Linked DNA regions of Homo sapiens: region 1 is linked to region 2. A link is an interaction called in ENCODE POLR2A ChIA-PET data of the cell type or tissue named here. Cell type or tissue: MCF 10A. All regions are shown on one strand. Links, peaks and the distances in the headings refer to the core of each region. The heading gives the core; the rest is flanking DNA.

Region 1 (6,382 bases), core at 790-5,789, 110 kb before region 2:
TATTTGAAACAGGACAGAACTTCACAGGGGTTGCTGAACCTGTCTAGATGATTTCTAAATTTCAGCTGTGGATCAACAGAAATAGGGAATTTCAGGTAAGTTCTGAGTTAGGTTTTAAACGTCTTTTGTTTAACATGCTGTTGGAATATTCGTATCACGATAAACAGGAAAAAGCTGAAAATTTGTCTATAGAGCTCAGGACATAGGTCAAAACTAGAGAAATGGTCTATTTTTAAATAGGGCTGGTCAACTCTGTGTTCATGAGTATCAAGCCTACTGTCCACATTTGGATGGCACACAAGCTAAGACTGGTTTTTACACTTTCAAATGCTGGAGAAAAAAAGAAAAAACAAAAGAAAAATAATGTTTTGTGCTGCGTGAAAATTATATGAAATTAAAATTTTATCATTCCCAAATAATTATATTGGACCAAAGCAACGGTTATTCATTTTCTTAATGTCTATGTCTGCTTCTGTGCTACAAGAGCAGAGTTGAGAAGTTGCTTTAGAAACTGTATGACTTGCAAAGCCCAAAATATTTACAATCTGCCCTTTTACAGAAAAAGTTTACCACTGTGTACACACATTGCTGAGTTGTCAACTGTTGTCATTTTTTTATAAGGCAATTTGGCCAGAAAGGAGAACAAAAAATAATAATAGCTGTATTAAAGTAACAAAATGATGGATTTTTCCCTTCCCAAATTCCTTCAAGTATTTTGATAAGACATGTATAGTTTTTAAAAAAAAAATCTATTCAAGTATTTTAAGCTAAAGCAAATGAATTTACTGTTTGAAGAGTGAAATTCCAGGCCTATAATAAAAATTGGAAACTTCGTTAGGTCATACCAAGCAAAAGCTTATATAAGTAAAGCTGACTATAAAGTGTGTTGGGGAGCAAGAAACTAGATTCCACTTGTTCAGCCGTAGGGAGGAGCTGTGTCATAGACAGATCAGTCACTTCTGGTTAAAGGTTCAGGTGTGTGCTAGATTCAGAGGCACAGGAATTCAATTTATCCGTCTCCCAGGAGTTGACTTTTGAGCACAATTTTTCCCAATAAGAAAGGCCTGTTGGTATACCAAAGAGTTGTGTGGTAGGTATGAAGAGCAAATGGGCTGAGTTGAGGCTGTGAACAGTTGTCATTTAACTAGGATAGCTTCTTAATATAGGGACATAATTAGTCTGACCAGAGAGCCTGAATTGGTTAATCACAATACCTTCTGCTATAGATAAAGTAGATAAATATTGACAAATCATTGCTCTTTGGTTCTCACATTTTACACCCCATATTTATCATTATTCTTCAGTTATTGTAGAATGGCACTGTTGTAGACAATAATAAATATAAATAATAAACTATTCCTAAAGTTATCATTATATTTACTCTCTTTGATAAAATTAAGGAGCAGCATGGTCTTTTTGATGGAATTTGGAGAACACGCTAATATTATCAGTACCATTTGAAAAGTTAACTCAGAAAGTGACTTTTATTAATCTCTTTCTCTCTAAATTCTGAGGAGTTCATTATTTTTAGGAATTATGTGTTCAACTTATTGTGGGTACTTATTATATTTTGTGATGATTCTTTAGCTGCTTTGTCAAAAGGTGACAACTTTTTTCTTTCCCTTTAGCATGGTCAAATGACAGAGGTAAGGAATGTCACATCATAAAGCATACAAATTTATAGGGTTTGAGGTATATGGATTTTTTTTTCAGTGTATAGAGTGACTTGAAATATACTACAATATTTTCTGTGGTAACTTTTTAGCACATATTTTCTGATAGAATATAAGATGGAAGCTGGAATGGCACAATAGTATGCTTTCCATTTCAGACATATCAAGTCTGAGGGGTCAATGAGAAACAATACGACAAAGTCCAGAAATCTACTGGAAATGTGAAACTACACTGTGGGTAAAGGTGAGGCCTACAGACACTAGAGTTGGAAGTCAGGGCAGAGCAGCAGATGAAGTCAATAAGAGAATATGTGGAAATGGAAGAGAGGCCATGTGGTGTGAAGGGAAGATATATAAAGTATCTGCCATAGTGCTTGGCATGTGCTGTGCACCTTATACATGGTAGATGCTAACAGTGGATCTGCAGCTGAGGAACACTGGGATTACATAAAGGAAAAGAAGCCAGTGAGAGTGAATGTAGCGACATTTTAGGATATAAGGTAAATATACAAAAATCAATTATATTTATCTATGTACTAACAGTAAGCAGTTTAAAATAGAAAATTTAAAAATACTATTTACAAAAGAAACAAAAACCATGAAATACTTGGGATAACTCTAAATCAACTTCATTATTTTTCTCCTTTCATCTTCTATTTCTAATCCCATTCCCTCTCCTCCAGACACTAGAATTAATGCATGTAACATATGCCTTTACAATATGCTCTCCTAATACTTATTTGGACATATATGTATCCTTGAAAAAATACACAGTGGTCTTCCTGTGTATTTAATTTTTTTAATATAATTAGTGTAATTCTGGCCTTTTGTAATTTGGCCAATGTGTTCAGACAATTAAAAACTTACAAAACAAACAAAGTAAAACAAGACACAACCCCAAGAAGTTCAGGAAGTAACTGACAATTACTATATTGGAAGAAATAGTCATATACTTGTTATTTTGTTTCTATTATACTCCCTGGAGGCATTTGTTTTACATTTTTGGGGGGGAATTAAAGCTGTTTAAAGAATTTTCTTTTTTAGTGCTATACTGAGAAGTAATGGCAATATAGTTTTTGTCTTTTGTTTTTTTGGTGGTTTTGTTTGTTTTTGTGTTTATTTTGAGAGCTGGGATTCAGTTCTGAGGATTGCCTACAGGAAGACAATGCAGAAATACTCATGGACATTTCCATGACATATTTAGGAAGAGCTGCCACCTGCAGGTAAAAAAATGAAATAAATGCACTGGGCCTTTTTTTTCTTTTTGAATGAATGGAATTCATTATCACTACTTATTTTTCTTTATTTAAAATAATCTTGCTCCCTCTTTCTCCTGCCAATTTATGAATCTTTCCTGCCTCTCCTTTTCTTAATTCCCAATTCTTTCACTTTTTCTTTGGAAGAACATCATTCTCCTCACCTCCTTCATTCAGTCTACCTTCTACTCCACCAAAGACACATATGACAAGATGTCTAAAATACAGTGATTAATTTAGGGATTTAGTTTTAGTTTCAGTTTTCACACTTAGTATGTTAATGGCCCTAGGCTTTGTCACACATAAAACATTATCTTAGATTTTAGCCTCCAAACATTAGGAATATGCTTATTTGATTCTTTTTTTCTTGCTTTCATAGTTTTTTTTAAGTCTTACATTCAGCTTTCAGAAGTATCACTTTAGAATGGATTCACTATAAGGTCATAAACTTCTTTTATCATTTCTCTTAATCTCTGGGTTTTTCTGAAATTAAAGCTCTATCAATTCTTTCTTAAAGTTGTTTTTTTACTCAAGGCTATTTTTCTTTTGGTCTACAGTTAGATCACAGCTACCTGCATGAGGCTGCACTGACTGGATTTAAATATTCTAGTATTAGTTTCTATTACTTGTTTTTAAGTGGAAATAGCTTAATTTCCAATTAAAAATTTGTTCAAGACCTAAGAGAACTGTACTTTTACATTTGTATTGCTACATTTAAAATGAAGCAATATGTGTTAGTCACCCCTCGGTACGGTATGCTGACTAAAAAGTTGATTTCCGCATTTTAGTGGCTTAAAATAATAAACATTTACTTTTCATTCACAACACAATCCACTATTAGGACACCCTCTTTCTTCTTGTAGCTGTACCAGCTAGAACATGTGTTGTTCAAGGTTGCCATTGCAAGGAAAAAGAGGGATAAAAAAAGGCAACTTAGTTCTTAACTCTTTTATCATTTATGTGACATTCATTACTACCACTTACATTTTATTGGCCAAAAATTGTCATAAGTCCCCAAAGGAAGGCAGTGAAATATACACAAGCACATGGATATGTGATGAGAATTAGTAATCTTTATCACAGTACTTTTCTTGTTAGTCTTTGACTTTTTCTCACAGAGAGTAATAATATATGAAATGGAGAAAAAATTTTGAAACAAAAGAATTACAATCCGATCATATAACTTTCAAAATTAGTAAAGTAAGATTCAGAGGCAAATTAATACATATATTAGGCTTATTTTTAAAGCATAAAGTATACTCATACGAATCAACTTATTTTAAAGGGATTTGTAGAGATTTTAAAATACATCCACAAATTCTTTGCCATTCCTCCCTTCTAAAGGTGGAGACTGATTCCTCTCTCTCTGAGTATGGGCTGCACTTAGGGACTCACTTCTAATGAATTGAGTATGGTGGAAGTGATAATGTGCAGCTTCCAAGATGAGATCATAGAATGCTTTGTGGCCTGCTCCTTGCTCTCTCTTTCAGATCACTGGCCTGGGGGTGGGGCGGGAGCCAGGTGACAAGTTGGGAGGATACATGAAACAGCTCTATGTGCAATGAGGAACTGAGGCCTACTGCCAATAGCCATGCACGTGAGCCTTTGTAGAAATGGATCCTCCAGTTTCAATCAAGGCTGTGAATGCCTGCAGCTCTAGCAACTTCATGAGAGCTCCTGAGCCAGAGCCACCCAGCTAAGTGGCTCTTAAATTCCAGATTCACAGAAACTGAGATAATAAAATTTTTATTTTTAGTCACTATGATTTGGGGTAATTTGCTATGTAGCAGCAGATAACTAATTCAAGGTTATAAGAAAAGTCTATTTTATTGGCATAAACATTTTGAAACTGACCCAATAGTCCCATAGACCAGGGGTCCCCAGCCCCCATCCATGGCCTGTTGGGAACCGGGCTGCAAAGCAGGAGGTGAGCTACGAGTGAGCATTACCACCTGAGCTCCATCCCCTGTCAGATCAGTAGCAGCATTAGATCCTCTTAGGAGTGTGAACCCTATTGTGAACTGTGGATGCCAGGGATCTAGGTTGCATGCTTCTTATGAGAATCTAATGCCTGATGATCTGAGGTGGAACAGTTTCATCCCACAACCATGGCCCTCACTGTCTGTGGAAAAATTGTCTTCCACGAAACCAGTCCCTGGTGCTAAAAATGTTGGAGACTGCTGCCATAGATTGTTTTTTTCATAAACATAGAAATTAACTGTTCTGGTCTTAAAGCTTGAAACTTACATTTATTTTATCTGGGCTTCTTCCTCCAGAAGTCCTCTTAAAAAATGTGTCAAAGAACTGAAACTCACAAGATCACTGCATCCAGACAATGAGATGGCAGTCCCTTCATTCATTATGATCACTTCCTTACCCCTCCCTAGTTGCTGTTTTCTTATACATTGTTACATTTCTTTCCTGCTATATAAACGCCTAATTTTAGTTAGTCAGAGATGGATTTGAGATTGATCTCCCATCTCCTCAGCTGTAGCACCTGGTTAAAGCCTTCTTCCTTGGCAATAATTGTTGTCTCAGTGATTGGCTTTATGAGCTGTGAGCAGCAGGACCTAGACAGAATACCTGGTGTTTCAGCAACAATTTCCTATTGAATGCTAAACAAAAATATTTTAATTAACAACTTTTTTCTTTGTTTCGATACAGGGTCTTGCTCTGTTATCCAGGCTGGAGTGCAGTGGTACAATTATGGCTCACTGCAGCCTCAACCTCCCAGGCTCAAGTGATCCTCCGACTTCAGCCTCCCAGGTAGCTGGGACCACAGACTTTTGCCACCATGCCTGGCTAATTTACATTTTTTATTTGTTGTAGGGCTCTCACTATTTTGCCCAGGCTGATCTTGAACTCCTGCACTCAAGCGATCCTCCCGCCTCAACCTCCCAAAGTGCTGGGATTATAGGCGTGAGCCACCATGCCAGCCTTAATTAACACCTTAAAATGAAATTACATGAATATGCCATGTGTGTAGGGGAAGAAAAGAGAAATGAGGGGTTCAGCCCCATTCAGTGATTTTATTGTCCTCTTATTATACTATATTAACAACCAAATAATTACAGAGAAAACCCCAGAGAATTTAGATGTTTTCATTGAAATCTACCAATAAAACATAGAAATTTAATAACTGCTGTATATGCCCAACATTAAAAAAGGATTCCCATTTTTAGATTAGTCATAATAAGGTATAATTTATAGTAATTAAAATACAGACTTCTTGGTCAGTGTGTAAAGGAAGGAAATATGTTCATGGCTATGAGAAATCAGATTTTGATCATACATAAGCTGCTAGTTACTTGCTGTAATGAGTCTAATTTGATATTTAGGGTCAGATTGTTGTCAGTTTTTACTGCGTGGTAGTTCAGGCTTGGTGGTAAGATGTCTAAAAATGACCAGAACCACTGTCCTATTATAATGAAAATCTGTAAAATAATCAAATTT
Region 2 (6,382 bases), core at 727-5,726:
CATTGTCACAAAAACCAATAGCAGAAATAGAAATATGCGTCAGTGTTATTTAGGATTGCACTTGAACAATGCTAATTTGCACAAGGCAATTATTTTATAAACTTTTGAGGAATGGGGATTATGTAGAGATGAAGGTTAGAATAAAGGTAGGTATGTAAGCTTGTAGGGAGGAAGATTTGTTTGTCTCTACCCACGAATTGGGCCAATTCCCGGATGTCACATCACAAGCCAGATTCCAGAGGAAATGGCGGTTGACCTTTTATTTCTTGTTCAATGCCATTGGACAAAAACACGAGTTTAACTTTCAAGTTGCTTTTGGCAGAGGCCTTGGGGTTGCTCCTCTGCCCCCAGCTCTTTTCTGAGTGACACACAGAGCCTCAGCCATCCTTAACAGACGTGTTCTGAGTGCTGTTTCTTGGAATAGCAAATAATACGGCCAATACCTAATTTAGAACTTTTATTCTGTGCCAAGTGCTATGAGCTTATTTATGGATTATCTCATTTAATCCTCATTATTATTTATAATGTAGATGTTGTCATTATCTCCATTTTATGGATAATGACACTGAGGCTTAGAGAAGCTAACTCACTTGCCTAAGATTATATAGCCATTAAGTAGCAGTGACCAGATCTGAACCCAGGCAATTTGATTCTAAACTCTCTACTGCCTCTCTTAATGGCTGCCCATCAGGGAATTCACTCTTCATGGTGGATGTAGTGCAAACTTGATAGATAGAATGGAAGGCAAATGTTAAATGCTATATGACTTGCCTTACACTTATTCATGTCAGAGTGGAACTGCCAAAGGTCAGGATTGTTTGGAGGTCCATAAAAATTCTATATTGCTTGTCTTCCCTGTGCAAAGTGCTCATTGAACATCCTATCCCCAACCTACCCGACTCCTTCTCCATCTCTCATGGGGTAAAGAGGGGAAACAAACTCTTTGGCAAAAATAGACATTATGGTGTAAATCAACTAGGTAAATGAACATCCCCCCACCTTATCTTTATAAAGTATGAACATTGAAAGAAAATCAGAGTTTTTAAAAAGGCAAATTTTGCCATTACAATTTGAATAAAGAACTCTTTTGTTTGACAACATAAAGCTTTAGATGAAGTACTATTTTAATATGTAAAAGATTAAGGACAAATTAAAAGCTAAAACATTCTCCGTCAATACTTGAAGTTGAGCAAAAATCACAGGATATAGGTTAAATTTAAACAATTTCCACAGCAAGGATGGTGTTCAAAGTCATCACCCAGTAGGAGGGTGGCCCCTATTCCTGAGTTTTGATCCTTGACCATGATTCCTGGCCTGCAGACACCCAAAGCTGCTTCATCTCACTTTATATCTCTCAGAATGCCCTAGAATTTCTCTCTTTGCTTCTCCAGGAATCCCTATTACCAGCCCCTCCTACTCTCCAATTCTCTGACTCTTGATTTTGGATTATATTTAAAATTGCTATTATTGTACTATGTAGGCCCTTTCTTAAAATTTTAGACTCTCAAATGTTGCAGTCATACACTTCCTTTTTCCAAATTAGAAACTAAGAAAAATAATAGCAGCTCTCTTCTGCTTCCATCCTTCCCCTCTTTACAAAAAAGAATCTTAGAACTCTCAAAATAAAAATATTCTTTTCCATAAATCGGTTCTTCTTCCTGTTGGAACTGTACTTGATCAATATCTCATGACATACTTAATTCTGCTGCTTTCAGCAGTAAGTTTTGGGTAATAATTTTCAGGGACAAGGCAACTCTGCAATATTACCTTATCCATTAACCAATGAATCAGGTAAGAAATTTTGTTTTTCTTCTTTTTCCCTGATAAGCAATTTAAAATACATCTTTTGTAATATTTGGATATGATTTTAAGATAGCACATAAAACTTCCAAAGAATTTCAATTTTGCCATGGACAACTTGCCCTCAAAGTCATTGTCTCCCTCTAGTTTTACTTTCTATTTATTTTTACTTTCTATTTAATTTTCTATTTAAGTTTCATTTTTATGGTAGCTAGACATCCATTGTATGGACTTAATTACTGTACAAAGTGTATAGTGCTCACAATATTTTTAGGGGCCCACAAAAATATATGAATTTTATTTCTAATTCAGAAGGAAAGATATAATGATAATATTTAATAATTAATCCAGCCTGGGGTGTATACCAAAGCAGTCACAAAATATAATTGTGTGTGTGCATGTGTGTGTGTATGTGTATTCTTTTCAATGAAGGAAGGGGCTCTGAAGGCAAAAGTGCTTGGAACTCATGATAGTCATAACACTATGAAAGTGGCTAGCTTCTTTATAGCAAGTGAACATTTTAAAACTGACAGCCATATTCCATATTCTTCAAAGTTTTTATGTTGTTTGTGGTTTTGATGATCATGTGAACCATCCCCACATTATGCAATTTATTGGTCACAAATTAAAACTAAAATGGAGTATAAAGTTCTGAGAATATGAGTCTTGAACAATAAATAAGCCTTCAGGTATTGATATGTTATCTTAATTTGGCTTTAGTCATTCCTTATCATAAGTTTTATTTATTTATTTATTTTTAATATAAACTTAAAATAAAATCCTACCCCCCTTCCCCACCAACTGAACAAACCCCCATTGTGCCCAAGAGAACTCCAGGAAAACCTTAAAACTGAGTTCCCAGCCATGATGGAATGGGAGGTCAGACACATCTCATTAAACCCTTTCTCTTTTATGGTTTAGACAGAACAACTGATCAGCATTAATGTTAAAATAGAGATCATAAGACTGACAGAACAAACTCTTCGTGGCAGTAAGATACCATATTACACCATGATACAAACAGGACCTAAGGCCATGCCAGGCAAGGATTAATTCACGCACCCCCTACACTTAAGTAATAAACTAGGTTTTTCTTTTTCTCTGTCAGCTAAACAAGCACTGGCTTCGAGATAAGCAATATTAAAACAATTTGCACCTCTACCAGATTCTGACCCCCACTCCCTGTTCCACCCACTCCCTGTTCCACCAGCCATAGCTATAGCTTTGATTGGACAAGAGACTGATTTCAATAACTTTCTCCTGATCAGAAGATCATGGACCATGGACTGGTTCTGGGCGGTTTACAGATATTGTGCACTTGTATGCCTTCCTGCCCTGAAAGAAACTTTTGATTTATAGGGCCTAATTGTAAATACATTTAAATGTTAAGTCTCCACCCCAAAGTAAACATGGGTCATGTTACATGCATGTTTGTTCAATAAGCATGTAACATCCAATATGTGTCAGGACCACCCTCATGAATATTCATAGCTCCTCCTATACCTGTTGAATATGTACGTTTAGCCAACCTGTTCAGCATAAAGCTCCCACTCCAAGCACTCCTCCTGTGAAGTGCCTGTCTCTGGTCTTGCGGGAGGCATTTTTCTAAATGCCTTTAGAAGAAACAAAGTCTTTCCTTTTCTAAATCTACATTTATAAATCCTATTTTTTTTTAAGTTAACATAAGACAAGGTTTTTACATGTAACATTATTGGCTTTGTTTACCTTTATTATTTTCCAAAACTATGGCACCATCTACTGGTAGTTTAAAGAACGGTTCTACATGCTTAGATAATGGAAACGGTTCAATCCTACATCCCATGTATTTACAAAAGACAGTTCACATTACTCCCTCCTCCTCTTGCCAATTCAATGCCTTTTAAAAAATCTACTCTGTCCCTTAAAAGTCCGTTTTTACCTCTCCAGCAATGCCATCTACTTCTGTAGTTTCTATTGAACCATAATGTTCAAACTCCAACTCTGATATTTTTTCCTGATGTTTTCCTAGCTTTGTCTTTTCAACTGCTAACTGAACTGGATACCTTTTCAACTCCAGCTGAAAGGCATCAGCTGGATTAAGGATGGCTGCTGTTAAGCCATCTCTGGCAGCACCTCATACACATCAGAAGTCCATCTTTGTCTCATCTCACATAGGACAACTCTCTGTTGTACTTTGCCTTTATTTCCAGAAACTGCCTTCTGTGTCCATACCTTCTGCTTTTGTAGTCCAGCTCACTCACTTAACTCACATCTTTGTCATCTATGCCTTTCTCTATGGAAATTTTCTGGCGCTGACCTATTTCTGGCTATGGAACCTCTCAACTATGATTTCCTCCCCTTGCTGGATCATTCCTGACAGCAACTCTCGGATGCTGCATTCTCTGAAGCACTTAGATGCTTAGAGCCCTTAGATGAGGGCTCAGACTAGCCCTTGGTCTACCAGTAGTTATACTGGCTGCTTATCAGAGTGCTGGGAACCCTTCTTAAAACTCCAGATACTCAGATCTCTCCTCAAGGGATTTGATTCAGTAGCTCTACTGGAGACCCTGGGAATTTTAATAAATGCCTCAGAAGATTTCTGGTACAGCTGTTTCATTTGGGAACCAACAGCCACAAGATAAATTATGTGTCACAGAACACAAAGCTCTGCGTAAACTGGCCCAAGTCTATCGCTGTGGTTTCATATTTTGCCATCTGATCTGCCATTCTTCTGTAGGCATTTTCCTTATTCCTTGTTCTTTCTCTTTTTGCTCCTTCCTAGTTGGAAAATTTCCTCTCATCTTTTTTTTTTAATTTTAATTTTAATTTTTTGAGATAGAGTTTCGCTCTTGTCACCCAGGCTGGAGTGTGGCATTGTGATCTCGGCTCACTGCAACTTCTGCCTCCCAGGTTCAAGCAATTCTCGTGCCTCAGCCTCCCGAGTAGCTGGCACTACAGGCGCCCGCCACCATGCCTGGCTAATTTTGTATTTTTGGTAGAAACAGGGTTTCACCATGTTGGCCAGACTGGTCTTGAACTCCTGACCTCAGGTGATCTGCCCACTTTGGCCTCCCAAAGTGCTAGGATTATAGGCATGAGCCATCATGCCCGGCCTTCTTCTTATCTTTTAAATCACAGGTCAAATATCATCTTCTCTTTAGGGATTCCTTGTATTCTTCTTTTGCCTCCCTTTTCATTAAGCAAAATTAATCTTTCTTTTAGCTGTGCCACTATACCTCAATTGGAGCTCACATCACAGAGTCAGATTCACACTCTGAATCCAGGTGTTTATGTCCTAAAAAACCTAGAGAGTAAGTGATCATTAAAACATGGTCTATGGATCTCCTGCTTCACAATCATCTAGGGTGTGTGATCAGTGAAAGATTTTCACTGCAGATCTATTGAATTAGACTCTCTGGGGATGAAGTCTGCAATTGGTAAAATTAGTGCAGGTAAGTCTTCTGCTCATTAAAATTTGAGAACCATGGTTCTATCAGCTGTAGAAATTCAGGACATCAGCTGAAGTGACAATTCTTCCATGAACTGCATTAATCAACAGGACATATGTCAGGAGCTCAGAGCACTCACATCTTTATCAGCAGCAAGGCCAAGGGGTTGGCTTCAGTTATTGGTGTTGAAGTTAGCGTTAGCGGTACCACTGCTTACTTTTCTTTTGTTTGTTTTTAAACCATTGGTTTTCCTTTTAAACAGGCCTCCCAATTAAAAACAATGCTAGGTAAAAGAAAATATACTTGAGAGCAGCATCTTATTTATGTGTTAAACCATGGTTCTTCTCCTAAAACCTTAACATTCCCTGGCCTTAGAATTTATTATAATCCTAAATTTAAGAGGATGATCTATATTGTTATATTGTCATCTTCATTTCCCTCTTATGCACTTATTGAGATTAGGACCCATATCTAATTGCTCCTCAGTCTTTTTAACCTGGAATCTCCAGGTTTTTTAAAAAAATAATTTCAACTTTTATTTTAGATAAAGAGGGTATATGTGCAAATTTGTTACATGGTCATATTGTGTGATGCTAAGGTTTGGGATATGATTGAATTTGTCACTGAAGAAGTGAGCATAGTACCCAATAGTTTATTTTTCAACCCTTGCCTCCCTCCCTTCCTCCCCACCTCTAGTAGTCCCCAATGCCTATTGTTCCCATCTTTATGTCCATGAGTACCCAGTGTTCAGCTCCCACTTGTAAGTTAGAACATGCAGTATTTGGTTTCTGTTCCTGCATTAATTTGCTTAGGATAATGGCCTCCATCTGCATCCATATTGCTGCAAAGGACATGATTTCATTCTTGTTATGGCTGCATAGCATTCCATGGTGTATATGTACCACATTTTCCTAATCTAATCAACTGCTGATGGACATCTTGTTTGATTTTATGTCTTTGCTATTGTGAATAGTGCTGCAATGACATATGGGTGCATAGTGTCTTTTTGGTAGAATGATTTATTTTCTTTGGGGCATATACCTAGTAATGGGATTTCTGGGTTGAATGGTTGTTCAACTCTTAGTTCTTTGAAAAATCTTTAAACTGCTTTCCACAGTGGCTAAACTAATTTACATTCCTTCCAACAGTGAATA

What was found. Peaks named below come from ENCODE experiments on the same cell type or tissue, not always from the same donor. Only the 100,000 strongest peaks of a DNase experiment are listed, where the experiment ranks them.
Region 1: POLR2A ChIA-PET joins it to region 2 with 12 read pairs; 2 of 35 experiments call an interaction of 5 or more read pairs at or near these places.

Annotation. Positions count from the first base shown.
Region 1 is chr4:112,211,383-112,217,764 of GRCh38, reverse strand. No RefSeq gene overlaps it. Among named protein-coding and RNA genes, the nearest start is that of AP1AR, 17 kb to the left of the region's middle. RefSeq lists a silencer at 4,238-4,532. In MCF 10A, for the core only: a CTCF peak has its summit at 2,875 (motif pointing left); DNase peaks (open chromatin) are centred at 2,864 and 3,714.
Region 2 is chr4:112,097,038-112,103,419 of GRCh38, reverse strand. The region is part of intron 1 of LINC02945 (long intergenic non-protein coding RNA 2945); the gene reads left to right. Among named protein-coding and RNA genes, the nearest start is that of LINC02945, 12 kb to the left of the region's middle. In MCF 10A, for the core only: a CTCF peak has its summit at 3,548 (motif pointing left); a DNase peak (open chromatin) is centred at 3,549.